Linked DNA regions of Homo sapiens: region 2 is linked to region 1. Evidence: chromatin contacts called from ENCODE Hi-C or POLR2A ChIA-PET data. All regions are on one chromosome and are shown on one strand. Each heading gives the region's core, a stretch centred on a gene start or an enhancer-like site at or near the end of the contact. The rest is flanking DNA. Distances are from core to core; before and after follow the strand shown. Region 1 has its middle 28 kb from the start of LINC01891. Region 2 overlaps SH3BP4 (SH3 domain binding protein 4).

Region 1 (7,583 bases), core at 2,100-4,599:
CCTCGGCCTCCCAAAGTGCTGGGATTATAGGTGTGAGCCATCGTGCCCGGCCTATCTATATAATTTCTAATATTATCCTTCCTTCTCTGATGTAAACCAAGTAGAACAGTGGGCACCAAAGCACAGTGCATGGCCTAGCCCCTTCATTGACGGAGGGATGGAGAGCAAGTCACTTCTCTCCTGTAGCTGGGGAGATAAAACAGGGAAGACCAAGAGGACTCAGGGCAGGCAGGCCTGGAAGCCTACTGAGGAATAACAGTAATTATACTCAGCATTAATATTATGTATTGAGTTCTTCCTACACATAACGCTAAGTGCTTTACAGATCTGATCGCTGAAACAGCCCTGTGAGGTGGGCATCCTTATCTCCAGTGTACAGAGAAGAATCTGAGGCTCAAAGAGGCTGAATCATGGCCCCACGTTGGAACAGTCCTTGGAGGCAAGAGCACAGCTAAGTGCAGGCCTGCCTGGATCTCCAGCTCAGCTGTCAGACTATGCAAAAGGCCTCCAAAAGAGAACAGAGGCTTTGTGTTTGCACGTGGACTAGCACAGCTCACCAGGATCAAAGGCCAAGGAGTCTCTGGCAGGGATTAGGCCATCCCCCACCTACCAGCAGGTATTCCCAGGAAACCATTGAGGAAGCAGGAGACAGCCAGGCCAAGCCGGCCCATCGAAGGGCAGACATGCTAGAGTCTCTGTTCTTTGGAAGGCACAAGCAAAGCGAGCCTGTCACCTGCTGACTTGGAGGAGAAAGGGAGAGAGGAACCCAGATAGTGTGGAGGCTGCAGTGGATCCACTTAGTGGGCGATACGTGTCTCTCCAAGGGGGCTACATTTGGAAGGGGCCACAGTGCAGCGGGCGAGAGTGCTGCATTTCTGTGTGATGAGTTTGAGGCAGGCATCCACATAGACTTGTACCAGAGGCACCTGAAGATGCAGACAGGGAACTGGGACACAGGTTTCCATAAGGATGAGGATGGATGAGGATGTTTCTTCCCGCCCAAGTCTAGTCCCCTCCACCTCCCACCATTTGGCCTCAGAGGGCCAGCTTCCTGAAAATAATTTCCAAACGGACCCTGACCCACTCTTTCTTAGTCCTTGCCTTCAAGAATGTGGGGACCATCTGTGTCAGGCCAGAGTCTACAGTGACGGATGTTGTGATTTGTTGCTCCAGGAACGGGGCTGCATGTGGAAGCCCTTGCTGGTTTCTGTGTTGAGCGGTTTACTGCAAAGTTAGCTCTTACCTCCCATGCTCAAAGGCGATCGACCAGCTTGAAGTGGACTGATGACTATTTAACCTCTTAATAGACTTCAGACGGACAACGGGCTTTCCCTGAATACCTGGCACACGGGGAATATGCTGTGAAATTTGCTGAGTGAGTGAGTGGGCAAATGAAAACATGGTCTCCTTCTACTTCCAGTTTGAAAGGAAGTTAATCTAACTCGGGTGGTGTCCATGAGATGTGAGCATGCCTCTCTGTGCTTTCAAAAGTTCCACAAAACAGGTCAGGCACGGTGCTCACGCCTGTAATCCCAGCACTTTAGGAGGCCAAGGCGGGCGGATCACCTGAGTTCAGGAGTTCAAGACCAGCCTGGCCAACATGGCGAAACCCTGTTTGTACTAAAATTACAAAAATTAGCCGGGAGTGGTGGTGGGCGCCTGTAATCCCAGCTACTTGGGAGGCTGAGGCAGGAGAATCGCTTGAACCCGGGAGGCAGAGATTGCAGTGAGCCGAGATTGCGCCACTGCACTCCAGCTTGGGTGACGGAGCGAGACTCCGTCTCAAAAAACAGCAACAAAGAAACCTTCCACAAAACAAATCCTAAATTGGATTCTATGTCTCCAACAATAGGGAAATGATTAAGTAAATAACGGAAAGAGTTATACAACATTTTTTCAGGAATTTTTAGTGACAGTTAAAAACTTATTAAGTAAAAAAGTCAAGAAATAGATTTTAAATTACACTCTGATATCAAGTATGTAAAACACTTATGCTGAGAAAAAGACTGGATATAGCAGAAGGGTGGTCACCGATAAGGGGTGAGGCTTCCGGAGGATCGTGCGAAGTTTTCTGGGTACTTCCTGGTGTGACGCTGCATAGTGATGTGGTGAAAATGGCAAGTTCCTGGAGGGCTTGAGGTGGGTGGAAGTTTGCATTCTCAGGGAAATGCTTGGAATAGTCGTTGATTGGATGGTTCTCTACATTCTTCAGATTCCTCTGCAGAGTGCATTTCTTTCTCCCTCTCTCAAAGTGTGGATTAAATTGTTTTGAGCTGGTTTTGTCTGCAGCAATTAGTTATCTTAACTAAAGCTCATAAAAAAACAACAACAGAAAGGTAACATGAATGAAGGCCATGTCCTAAAGTTGTACAGGAAACAGACTAGGGAGCAGAGAAACGGGTGTGGGGCGGAGGGGAAAGGAAGGTGGGGGTGGAAGGTGGGGTGGAGGAGTCCAGCCTTCCCTTCCAGCAAACAGTAAGCAGCTTTGAGAAATGGGGAGGGGGCAAACTGATCTGAAATGAAGAGGATGGCCTCAAGGATGGCCCAGCTAGAGAGAGACCCACCATAAGTACTGCTCTAAAACCTTGGCCACTCCAGCTCTGGCCCCGCCATCAGCAACTGCTGGGTGTGTTAGAGACCCAGGCTCTCAAGCCCCAGCCCCAGGGCCCCAGAGCCTGCTTGTCAAAGGATTCTCCCTCGGTGAATTTGTGTGCATCAAATGAGTTTGATGCAACCCTTTCTGAGAGAGGGGGTTTCAGGCTCTGCCTGCCTGGAGGGTGAGAGGAAGTGGCAGCTCAGAAAAATCTAGAAGGGAGAGACGGGGGTCAGAGGATTTGCCGGACAGCCTGGCACCCAGAAGCAGCAGTGGCTGGCTCATGGTGCAACCCAGGGAGCCATGTGGACGATGGGGTCGATTGTTGACATCAGCACTGAGACGAACCCACCCAGCCTCATGTTAAACAATCAAATCTTAAATGATTGAGAGGTGCTTCACACTAATCTTGGCTCTTGAACAGTGGGGGCTGTTCCATAGGCTCAGTGTAATCAAGAATCATTCTTGCTCTGCTTCCGAGGGAGAAGGCGTTCACCTCTGCATTAATTTCAGCTGTGTGGGGAGACGTGCTCCCTGAATTTGGTTCCATCCTGAGTGGGAGGGTTGCTAGTCTCAGAAGCCTCTTCTAAGTTTCTCTTTTGACATCTGCTTTGGGCAACAACATGGCCACTGCTTCCTAGAGAAATGGGAAGAGAAACCCTCACAGTTCAGAGGGTGAGAGTGGCTGATCCCTCCCCCATCTGTTGACACTCCTGGAAACTTTTGGGGACTTCTGGGGATGGGGCAGAGGGGCCTATTGCAGAGGGTACATCTTCCCACAGGTTAGATGTTGACGCTCCAGCTGCCCCTGGCCACCGATGGCAGATGATTTCCTGAGCCAAGGATCCTTTCTTGGATTCTGGGTCTCCCTCACTTAGGAAGTAGAAGAGAAACTTTCATTTCCAAAGTGTTACTCTGCCATGAAATCCATCAATGTGGAGTGGCAGAACAGAGAGCTCAGCAGTTCCATTATCTGATGGAGCTCAGACAGTGCAGAAAAACAAAGTGTTTCCCTTCTCAGTGTGTGTGTGTGTGGCTTTTTTTTTTTGGGGGGGGGGTGGTCATTGTTAAACTGACACAAGGTGACCTGATAGGGGAAGGAAGATCTGTGATTCATTAACACTCTCTCCCTTCATCTTTGTAATCGTCATCATTTTCATTTCTTCCAGCAGTCTCAGGACCTGCCTCCAAAGGCAGGTCCTGAGGGTTCACAAGAAACCTAGAGCTGGGCGAGCTTGCTTCCCTCCTGCTGGGTTCAGCCCTAACTGCCTCTTCCTCAGCCCCGCCCTGCACACCTGCAGTTAGGGCACCGAGGCAGCCCTAACGCTTCTGAGGAAGTGGGTTTTGTGGGTAGGTGGAGTTCTATGTCCCAGAGGGTGAGGAACTGGGCACCACACCCATCCCTGTATGCAGTGGGTAGAGTGGCCTAGAGGGCCAAACCTGGGAGGAGGGTAGGGAGGACCCTCTCTGGCCCATCCTCTGCTTCTTCCCGCATGCCCCTGAGGGCTGCGTTGATGTCCTCATTTCCATATAACTCCAGTGACACAGAAGCTCCTTGTGAAGTGAGCTTTCCTGCCTAATTGAAAGACACCAGCAGAACATGACTCAGGGTGGCAGTCGTCCTGCCCTGGCACTAGGCAGGTCACCCAAACCTCCTTGTTCCTCCAGATGAAGATGCTAAAGCCTGGCCAGGTGAAAGAGGAAGAGGCAGGTCACCCAAACCTCCTCATTCCTCCAGAAGAAGATGCTAAATCCTGGCCAGGTGAAAGGGGAAACTCAACCCCAAGGAGTCAGGTCCAAAGGGACGGGTCCCCAGGGACTAACTGGGACAGGGGTCTGAAGGGACCACCAGCAGGTCAACCCACCCACCAGCCTCACCCGTGCTGTGTCCCCAGACATGAAGCCAAGAGAGCAAGTTCCCTAAATTCCCTTCCCACCTCTGCCACGACCAGCTGGGTCTTATAGTCACTCCCTGCCCGGCCTCATTCCCAATAAAACCCAACCACCAGGGGCCCCGCCACTGGCTACCACTTAGCTCGCTCTCACCCCCATCCCTGTGACCTCCCCCAGAATCTCCTATGGCTTTTCCCACCACCCTCCAACCATTACCAGTGAGGCTTGGGCCCAGGGTGTGTCCGGGCCTCTCTTGCCACCCACCACCCTTCATCTTTGTAGCCCGCTTTCCTGCAAGAGGGAATTCTCTCTTCCCATTACAACAGGGCCTGTGGCTTGAGCACCCAGGGTGCATGTGTACAGACTTGGGGAGCAGGGGCTCAGCTCCAGGCACTTCTAGGACCCTGGACCCTGAAATTTATATAGTGTTCCTTTATCTGGTAGCTCATGTCACTCATTAAGAGTTGTTCCATTTCTGGTGGGGTGCGGTGGTTCACGCCTGTCATCCCAGCACTTTGGGAAGCCGAGGCAGGCAGATCACCTGAGGTCAAGATGAGCCTGGCCAACATGGTGAAACCCATCTCTACAAAAATACAAAAATTAGCTGGGCATGATGGCAGGTGCCTGTAATCCCAGCTACTCAGGAGGCTGAGGCAGGAGAATCGCTTGAACCCGGGAGGCAGAGGTTGCAGTGAGCCGAGATCGCGCCATTGCACTGAGCAACATGACTAAGCAAGACTGTCTCAAAAAAAAAAAAAAAAAGAGTTGTTCCATTTCCTAATTTTGAAGGGTTTCATTTTACAAAGATTTGGAATGTGTATTTCTCCCAGAACAATAATTTCTTTTTATTTGTTGAAATGGTGTAAGCAGAAGTGTCATGCTAAATGTCTGTACATGGTTTCCATTCTCTTATGTAAACTCCATTTTTATAAATAGAGAATTCAATTTGATTCAACTTTAAACAGATGCTACAGTTAATTTTGAGCAATTGTTAATATGTGTGGGAACATGCTTTGAAAATAAGTCCGTGATCCCAATCTGTGCTCTGAGTGTTTTCATTGAATTGAGCACAGAAGTCCAATTCTGGAGAGATGAAAACACAACAAAGCCAAGATGATTTGAAACTGGCCTTATCTAAAGTTTTGTTCCTTTAAAAAATCAAAACGTCATTTATTTTCCTTCCACCCCAGCCCCCGTCTTCCCAGCTTTGATCTTTCTACTTGTCAGAATATTGCATCAATGACACTGGAAATATTTATTCAACAAATACCTATTAAGCCCCAATTAGAGGCTGGATGTTGCATTTGGTCCTGAAAATTAGACAAATACGTTCCCTGTTCTCAAGGAGCTTATAGGCCTGGGTAAGGTAATTGCAGACACCTGAAGTATAACATACACCTGAAGACTCTAACAGGGACACCTATCTCCCGAAAGGATCGAGGCATGGCCCTCCAATTAGGTTGACTTCAAAGTGTGAGGGGAGCCCAGGGGATTTCCAGTCCTAGGAAAAACCTTCACAGCCACCAAGAACTTTCATGTTTTAGTTTTCAATTAAGCCCTTTCCTTACATAAATTTTCTTCTGGATTCAAAGTCATTCAAAATGATGATTCACTCTACCTGGCAAAATATGCCGTCTTTAAAATTATTAATATAATTGTATCAGTTTTCTATTGCTGCTGTAGCAAATTACCACAAATGTGGTGCTTAAAACAAACCAAATTTATTATCTTAGAGTTCTGAAGGTCAGAAGTCTGGCATGAGCTAAAATCAAGGTGTTGGCAGGGCTGTGTGTCCTTTTAATATTTTTTATTTTTGGTGGCCTTAACAGAGGGTTGATATTTTGTCACATCTCATCGACCTGTCTATTATTATTATTATTTTTTGGTGGGGGATGGGGACAGGGTCTCGCTCTGCACTACAGGCTGCAGTGCAGACAAAATTGTGGCATGGCTCACTGCAACCTCAACCCCCCTGGGCCCAAGTGATCCTCCTACTTCGGCCTTCTGAGTAGCTGGGACCCCAGACATGCACCACCATGCCTGGTTAGTTTTTTATTTTTGTAGAGTCAAAGTCTTACTATCTTGCCCAGGCTGGTCTCAAACTGCTGGACTCAAACAATCCTCCACCTCAGCCTCCCAAAGTGCTGGGATTACAGGTGTGAGTCACCGCGCCCGCCCACCTGTCTCTTCTGCCTCCTTCCGCATTTAAGGGCCCTAGTGATGGTACACCTGCATAACCCAGGTGATTTCCCTATTTTAAGGTCAACTGATTGACAACCCTAATTCCAGCTACAAACTTAATTCTTTACCATGTCATATAACACATTCATAGGTTCCTGAAATTAGGACATGGACATCTTTTGGGGGCAGGGTGGGGGGATGCCATTATCCTGCCATCTACAAGAATATAGTTGTAATTATGTGACGTGCTGACCTCCTGTCTCAGCATCATGCTGTGCGGTGCAGACCTGAAGCTGTGAGCACACACCCTGTTGACGGAAGCAGCCGCTCTCCTATGTGATGAGGCTGTGGTTATCATTCTCCTCATCCTGATACCTCTTTTCTCTCACTGGGGATCCCTGCCAGCTTCTGCAACACAAAACTTCATTTTTATCTCCTAGTCTATTTGTTTTGTTCCCTAATAATGTCGGGTTTTTTTCTATGGTTTCTAAAATTCTTGCCACTGTTCAGCCATTTTTATACTTCTTGGAACTTTTTGAATTTTGAATAAGTAAATAAATGCTCAAATATGCATCAAACTCTGTAAATAAACAGAAGCAATTACAAGTTTTAGAAATAGTCTTATGCATTATGGTAAACTCAAACTCAGTGACGTGTTTGAAGTTACTTGTCATAGAATTCCTCAGCTCAGATTTAAGCTCAATTCACATATACAGTCCCTACCTTCTGGTTAATGTCAACATTCATGAATAGGCGTGGCCTTTGCAGGAGTGAGCTCAGGGAACCATGCTCCATGAAGCTCAGGGAAGCATACCTGAGTGTCCTATGCATGGATGACAAAAATCATTCCTTCCTTCCTAACATAATTGACCTTTACACTTTATGAGTAATGGTTACATGAAAAACACACCCAGCT
Region 2 (7,583 bases), core at 1,677-4,176, 560 kb before region 1:
CATCTCTACTAAATACAAAAAATTAGCCGGGCATGGAGGCACATGCCTGTAATCCCAGCTACTTGGGGGGCTGAGGTTGCAGCAAGCCAAGATTGAGCCATTGCACTCCAGCCTGGACAACAAGAGTGAAACTTCATCAAAAAAAAAAAAAATAAAATCATTAGCATAATGTATCCTAGTTGATAACATACTTTCCCATCTGGCCTCTCGGTCGCTTTTCACAACCCTATGAGGTAGGCCAGACAGGTATCATCATGCCATCATTTAGCAGATAAGAGAACTGAGGCTGACCAGGTTTCAAAGACTCACCCGAGATCAGGAAGTGAAAAGCTGGGATCCTAACCCAAAGCCACCAGCCATGATATGCAGAGTAACGACAAACACAAACAGAACAATCCCAAGACCACACAGGCTGCAGTAAGACAGGACGTGGACAAGTGAGGGTGTAAGATTCCAGACCAGGCTCCAATCCTGCATTTCCTTTTCCCATGGCAGGTTATAAAATCACAAGTCTTTGAAAGTAGAAGTTAACATTCCTGCCTGAATCAGACTACGAATGTTTGTGACGGAGTCTTGAAAGAGTTTTGTCCCCCTAATAAACCTTTAGGAGGCTGAAAATATCTGGGAAACATCAGTATGTTGAAGACTTGGACCTTATTTAAATATGGACTCAAATCCTGGCTCTGCCACTAAATGCTGGGACCACAGTTAAGTCTTATCCTTCCTCCTCAACTCAGGGTAGGGAGGGAATGACTGGGCCTCCTCATGAATAAGAGAGATAACGCCTGCACCATGGTCTCTGTGCTCATAGGTGTGAGTGGAGGGCTGGTTCACCTGCACATGGACCCTGAGCTCATAGGTTTGTGTCAAGGGCTGGTTCACCTGCACATGGACCCTGAGCTCATAGGTGTATATCAAGGGCTGGTACACCTGCACGTGGACCCTATTCTCGTAGATGAGTGTCAGAGGCTGGTTCACCTGCACTGTGGTCTCTGCGCTCATAGATGTATATCAAGGGCTGGTTCACCTGCACATGGTCCCTGTTCTCGTAGGTGTGTGTCGAGGGCTGGTTCACCTGCACATGGACCCTGAGCTCATAGGCGTGTATCCAGGGCTGGTTCACCTGCATCATGCTCCTTGAGCTCGTAGGCGTGTGTCACAGGCTGGTTCACCTGCACCGTGCTCCTTGAGCTCGTAGGCGTGTGTCACAGGCTGGTTCACCTGCGCACAGTCCCTGAGCTCATAGGTGTGCATCGAGGGCTGCTTCACCCGAACATACATCAAGGGAGGATGCTACAAACAGACAGTCAAAACACCTGTGCGCAGAGGGTCAAAAATATCTGTGCGCAGAGGGTCAAAAATACCTGTGCGCGGAGAGTCAAAATGCCTGCACACAGAAGGTCAAAAACACCTGTGCACAGAGAGTGAAAAACGACTGTGTGCATTGGGTCTAAAATGCTTATGCACAAGTGTCAAAAACAGCTGTGCACAGAGGGTCAAAAATGCTTGTGCACAAGAGTCAAAAATGTGTATGCAGGTGAGATGCGTTTTCCCACTTCATTCCCCTTCATTCACGCACACTTTTGACTTTCTCCCATATTCTTCTAAACAGCTTCCGCCACAATGACTGTCTGTGAAGTCATTAAGGCAGATGTTGGCAGGTGACTCAAATCTTGGTGGATGGAGCTAAACTATGTGCCTTTCTTATGACTCCCAGGGGACAGCCACAAAGTGAGGACTTCGTGGAAGTGAAGGCCAGCTATAGTAGATCTTTGTACACTCACTACTCTGTTGCTGCGCTGTCAAGATATTCTCCAAATAGGGGGTGTGATCTGCAGGTGCTCCGCTATCCCAGCACACCACAGCCCCAAGCCCGGGTCAGCCTGCAGGATGGAGGATGCGCTGCAGACATATAGCCCCCAGGGCTGCCCTGGGGTCGACGCCCCCGCCTCCTGGCCTCCAGAAAGACAATTCTAGGGCATAGTCTCATGGCTCCTCAAATGCGTCTCCAGCATGATGGAGCCCTAATAGTTGGTTAACAGTGGCCACTAGCTCAGTAGCTGACCCCCGATTAGCTTTTCCTCTTCCCTCTTCTCACCCTCTTCTATTTGGATGGACTGCTGGGACCAGTCATCTCCCCGAAAACATCAGCACCCAAGTCCTTGTCTCAGGCTCTGCTTTCAGGGGTTGTAAACCAGGACAGATGGTAAATGGTGCTAGACCACTGGGTTTTCTGTCCACGACACAGGCACTCAGCTGAGTGATGTAACTGAGGACTCGGTCGGTTCTGGTCCTGAGCACTCAGTCGGTTCTGGTCAAAGCCAGTGGGCTGTTACGGATTGTTAGAAATTCCCAATTTAGAAAGCCAAGCAAATATTTTCTTCTGTTAATAAGATACACTTATACTCAGCAAAGGGGATTGATTCCTCATCTGACATTTTTACACTGAAAAGGACAGGGCTTAGTGGCTCATGCCTGTAATTTCTACACCTTGGACAGCCAAAGCAGGGGGATTGCTTGAGCCCAGGAGTTTGAGACCAGCCCGGGCAATACAGCAAGACTTCGTCTCTACAAAAAGTTAAAAAAAAAAAAATTAGCCAGGCATGGTGATGTGTGCCTGCAGTCCCAGCTACTCAGGAGGCTGGGGTGGGAGGATCACTTGAGCCCAGAGGTCGAGGTTGCAGTGAGCCATGATTGCACCACTGCACTCCAGCCTGGAGACAGAATGAGACCCTGCCCCGCACCAAACAAACAAACAAACGAAAACTCATACACGTGTATATGCCCTGTGGGTCACTTCCAGGCTGAGGACAACTGCCAGAGCAGGGATTCCTGACCCTTAGCTAGGCCTGGATCCTGGTTCAGGCTCTGTGGCCCCAGCCCACGTGTCAGCAGGGAAGCCCAGCCCCAACCTCAGATGGCTCTGCTCAAACGTAACTCCCTCAAAGCCGCAGAACCCTGCGTGACTTTCCTATCGATGTTGTAACAAACTACCACAAACTTAGTGGCTTAAAACACACATTGACTCTCCAACAGTTCTGGAGGCTGGAAATCTGAAACCAGGCCCACTGGGCTGACGACAGGGCCAGTGCCTTCTGGAGGCTCCGAGGGGGTGAGCTGCTTCTGTGGCCCTGCCCTTTCCTGCATCCCGTGGCTGCCTGGATTCCTGGCTCAGGGCCCCTCCACCATCTTCAAAGCTCGGGACTCCAGTCTCTGCTCCCACCATTCCAGGGCCTCCTGCTGTGGTAAGATCTCCATTTCCCTCTTAAAAGACCCGTGATAACATTTAGGGTCCATCTGGGTAATCCAGGGTATCTCACCATCTCAAGAGCCTTCAATGAATCACACCTGCAAAGTCCCTTTTGCCAAATAAGGTAACACCTACAGGTTCTGAGCATTAGGATAGAAATATGTTTTTTGTGGAAGGGATTACTCAGCCGACCACACCGTATCAAAAACACAAGCACACCATTGCTGCCCACTCCCTCCCCTGGTCTCGTCCACCGCTCTTGACATTCTTGTATCTGTCATTTACTTCTCTCCTTTTTCTCCCACCAGAACAGGCTCCATGAATGCAAGGACTTTGTCCTGTTCACCAGGAACAACCTGGAACATAGCAGGTGCAGTCAGCCAATGTTTGAATGGATGGATGATTTATAGAGTACCCATATGCCAATGCAGGTGGACAGACGGGAACTCAGAGCTTCTCAAGCACAAATCTGGGGACAAAAACAAGAAGCACCTTGAACGGGCTGTGTGGAGTGCCCTGGGTAATTGGCACCCGGGTGTTTCGCAAGTTGGCCTGTATGGCCTGCGGGCAGGAACCCACCTGTCCTGCTCACTTCTGTATCCCCACCCAGCCCCTAGGCCTGCACTAGTGCTCAGCAGCAGCTGCATCAATAGCACCTGCTGCCTGAACAGAAAAGGAAGCTTCCCAAGCACCTGTAATCGGCAGTTTGGTCTCAGGTCCACCGATCCACCACCTCCCCGCTGGTCTCAGCTGCATCTCTCCACCAAATTTACAGCCCCACTGCCTCATCATCATTGTATTATCCCCGGCTCAAGAGCACAGGGTGCCTGCTCCTTCCTGCCTCTTCCTCCCTTGGAGCCAGGCTTCCCTGCCCCATTTCGGGGTTCTCTGCAGTTTGCCCTACCCCACGTGGACAGACTCCATGGCATCCACTGGTCACTCCAGCCAGGTCAGCGGCCCCACCCTCAAACTCCCCTATACATATCCCACCTCCTCCCATTTGCCCACTGCCCCTGTGACTAGGGAATGCCTCCTTGGTCCCCTCCCTGCCTGTGCAAAAACTGCCTCTCCCTCAAGCCCCACACTGAGGCTTCCCCGCAGCCTGTGTTCCCAGGTCTCGGGGATAGCCCACCTGCCACCCAGACTCTCAGCCCCACAGCACTTCCTCCCTGTGCGTGAGTTTCTGACCATCTTTTTTTGCTCCCCAGGGAAGAAGATGGTTTAATTTCTCCTGTGCCCTCCAGCTGCTGGGCTTTGAGACCTATAGACTAACAGTTCCATTTACGAGCTGCACACTACTGGACAGGCTGGTAACCCTCCGGCCTCTCCATTCCGCCTCCATAAAGTGGGCACACGACCCCAGCCCAGCACCAGCAGGCGGAGGGCACCAACACAGAAGTGGACAAAACCCTGCAAAGCCACAGGTGTGCCCACTGGTGCCAATAGCCCACCTGGTGCCAGCGATGCCCCGCTCAGCTGGGAGAGGCCCAGGCACCACCAGAGACCAGGACAGAGCGGGCTTCAAAGTGTAGCTGGGCCGGGAGAGGTCTCTAGACAAAACCCAGAACAGCCGGTTACATCGAATTTTCAGGTGCACAACTAATAATGTTTTAGTGTACATTACCCCGGATATTCAAATGGACCCGGGTATTCTGCATTTGTATTTGCTCAACCTGGACCCCACTGCCTGTGCCAGTCAGAGGGAGTTTCCCAAAAAGCCCAGCCTCAGGAGGCGACATCAGAGGTGGCCACCCAGGAAGGAGGCGGGGACGGGAAAATGGCAGCCGAGCTTACAAAGAGATGCGCTCCACGATATTTGCTTCCCACTAAAGAGCTGTTTTCTAGAATAAATAAAATAATCTTCTTGCTAACTATCAACAAGGGATTGTTTCGGTAATATTTTTCCACTCCGGTATGATTCTGCAACAACTCGGAAAACAAAGCAGTCACTCCCACAACAAAGATCCCTGTGGAAACCGCTCACCTCCATCCCGAAAGTCAGTCGTGACTTCACCTCACATTCCGCCAGAAACCGACTGCAGATTGTTACCAAAGAATCCTTGTGCAAACAAACACCAGCCAACTGCGACTGAATGGCAGGAAATGTAGCAGCTTTTTCTAATTTTAACTTTCTCCAGGAATGCATTCCTTCTAAACACGCTGGGCAAATTCTCCCCAGACCCGTGCATTCCTCTGCGGTCAAGCAATCACCTTCAGGGGCCTAAGACAAACTGCAGATTCCAAGTGTGCACTGGCCTGGCTGTGAGGGGTCCCCGAGCTCCAGGTCCCGTGCTGACTCACTGAACGAGGCTCTCCAAAGTGACTAAGAGGTTGGAATGAGCTATCTGAACAGGAAAGCACTCCCAGACTAGAGGGGGAGCCACAGACGGGAACAGAGCCCAGCAGTCTCCACCTCAGGAAGGCAGCATCAAGCAAGAGCGATAAACAGGGGCCGAGTCCACAGGCACCAGTCCATGACCCAAAGACCAGGACACACAGGCCAGGACTAGGAATGCCGCAAAAGTGTAATTCTGCAAATTATCCTCCCGGGACAGAAAAATTCAGAATTGTGCCTGATTTGATTTTAAAAGCCCATGAGGGCAAGGGACAAACCGGGATGCAGTGTCTGCAATGCTCGTAACTAAGAGAGGCTTATTTTCCAGAAAATTCAAAGCACTCCTACAATTAGCCAGGCATGGTGGCACAAGGCTGTAATCCCAGCTACCCAGGAGGCGGAGGTTGCAGTGGGCAGAGCTTGTGCGCCACTGCACTCCAGCCTGGGCGACACAGTGAGACCCTGTCTCAAAAAAACAAAAACGAAAAGCACTCCTACAATTCAGTAAGAAAAACGGGCAAAAACCACAAAAAGGATTTCCGCATGGGAGGAAATCAGAATGGTCAGTGAACATTAGCTTCTGGCAGAACATAAAAACACTCAGATACCATCTCACACCCATCAGACCATCCCCCCAAGTGAAAAAAAGGCGGACAATATTGAGGGAGGGGAGCATGCGGAGGAGCCTGGGCGAACCTGAAGGCTGCTGTGGGAAGTGGAGCTGGACTGGCAGCCAAGGCCCAGCCGCACTCCCTAGATAAACATTTGCACGCTGAGCTGGAAGTCATGTACAAAGACCTTCACAGCAAGTGTGGTTTTTGATAGCAAAGGCTGTAAACAACCTATTGTCCTTTAGGAGCAGAAAGAATAATTAAGCTAAGGCATTAACATACAGCAGTCCCCCCTCACCCCAAGTTTCCATGGTTTCAGTTACCCCTGGCCAACTGTGGTCCCAAAACAGGTGCTACAGTACAATAAGATATTCTGGCAGGGAGAAAACACATTCACACAACTTTTATTACAATATAGTGCTATAATTGTTCTATTTTATTATTCATTATTGTTCATCTCTCAGTGTGCCTAATTTACAAACTAAACTTTCTCATAGGCATGTATACATAGGAAAAAATAAATAGTACATACAGGGTTTGGTACTATCTGAAGTTTCAGGCACCTTCTGGGGGCCCTGTATCCCCTGCAGATAAGGGGGGGACTACTTACAGGGGAAAGGCACATAGTAATGAAAACAGATGAACTACAACTACAGGTATCAACACAGATGAACCTCAAGAACATAATGCTCAGCCAAAAAACGAACTCTTGCAAGACTATGTATTAGCTACCTAATGCTGTGTAACAAATCGCCCCAAACAACAGACTTCTATTATCACACAGTTTCTGTAGGTTAGGAATCCAGATGTGGCTTAACTGGTAAAGAAGAGACTCTCTTCTTCAGGGCCTCTCACAGAGCTGCCATCAAAGTCTTGGCCCAGGCTGGGGTGTCATCTCAAGGCTAGACTGGGGAGGGGTCCTCCAGGGTCATCTGGGGGAGGGGTCCTCCAGGGTCATCTGCTTGTTGTAGCATCCAGTTACTTGTGGCCATGGGACTGAGGCTTCAACTGCATGCTGGCTGCCGGGGGAGGCCACCCTCAGTTCCTTGCCACATGGCCTCTCTATATGGCAGCCTGCTCCACCACAGCCAGCAGGGGAGACCATCTGTTGTCAAGGAAGAAGTTCTAAGCCCACATAATGTAATCACGGGAGGAAGGCACAGCATCAACTTGGATGCATCCTACTGGTTAGAAGCAAGTTGCTAGCTCGGCTCACGCCAAAGGGAGGGGACTTCACAGGATGTGAACACCAGGAGGTGTGGATCACTGAAGGCCATCTCAGAGTCTGCCAGCCACAAAAGATACTGCATGATTCCATGTACATAAAAGTTAAAAACAAAAACAAACGATGTTGCTTAGAAACACAACCCCATGTGATAAAACTAAA

The links. A loop is a pair of places that touch in the nucleus more often than their neighbours do. ChIA-PET counts read pairs that join two places held with the same protein, here RNA polymerase II (POLR2A). Pooled maps may share reads with other maps.
Region 2: a loop to region 1 is called in a map of PC-9, with 8 times the contacts of the local background. The contact joins two enhancer-like sites. A Hi-C loop is called at or near these places in 1 of 168 maps with a recorded cell type or tissue (PC-9) and 2 of 50 pooled maps. POLR2A ChIA-PET finds 5 or more read pairs at or near these places in 1 of 52 experiments (PC-9).

What each region holds. Positions count from the first base shown.
Region 1 is chr2:234,422,442-234,430,024 of GRCh38, reverse strand. No RefSeq gene overlaps it. Among named protein-coding and RNA genes, the nearest start is that of LINC01891, 28 kb to the left of the region's middle. RefSeq lists enhancers at 1,148-1,719, 1,369-2,568. Within about 2 kb of position 3,349, at least 13 of the 41 ENCODE cell types and tissues checked have a DNase peak (open chromatin) inside an H3K27ac peak, as active enhancers do.
Region 2 is chr2:234,979,379-234,986,961 of GRCh38, reverse strand. The region is part of intron 1 of SH3BP4 (SH3 domain binding protein 4); the gene reads right to left. Among named protein-coding and RNA genes, the nearest start is that of SH3BP4, 31 kb to the right of the region's middle. RefSeq lists enhancers at 2,074-2,787, 2,763-3,057, 2,788-3,502, 5,887-6,624. Within about 2 kb of position 2,926, at least 2 of the 41 ENCODE cell types and tissues checked have a DNase peak (open chromatin) inside an H3K27ac peak, as active enhancers do.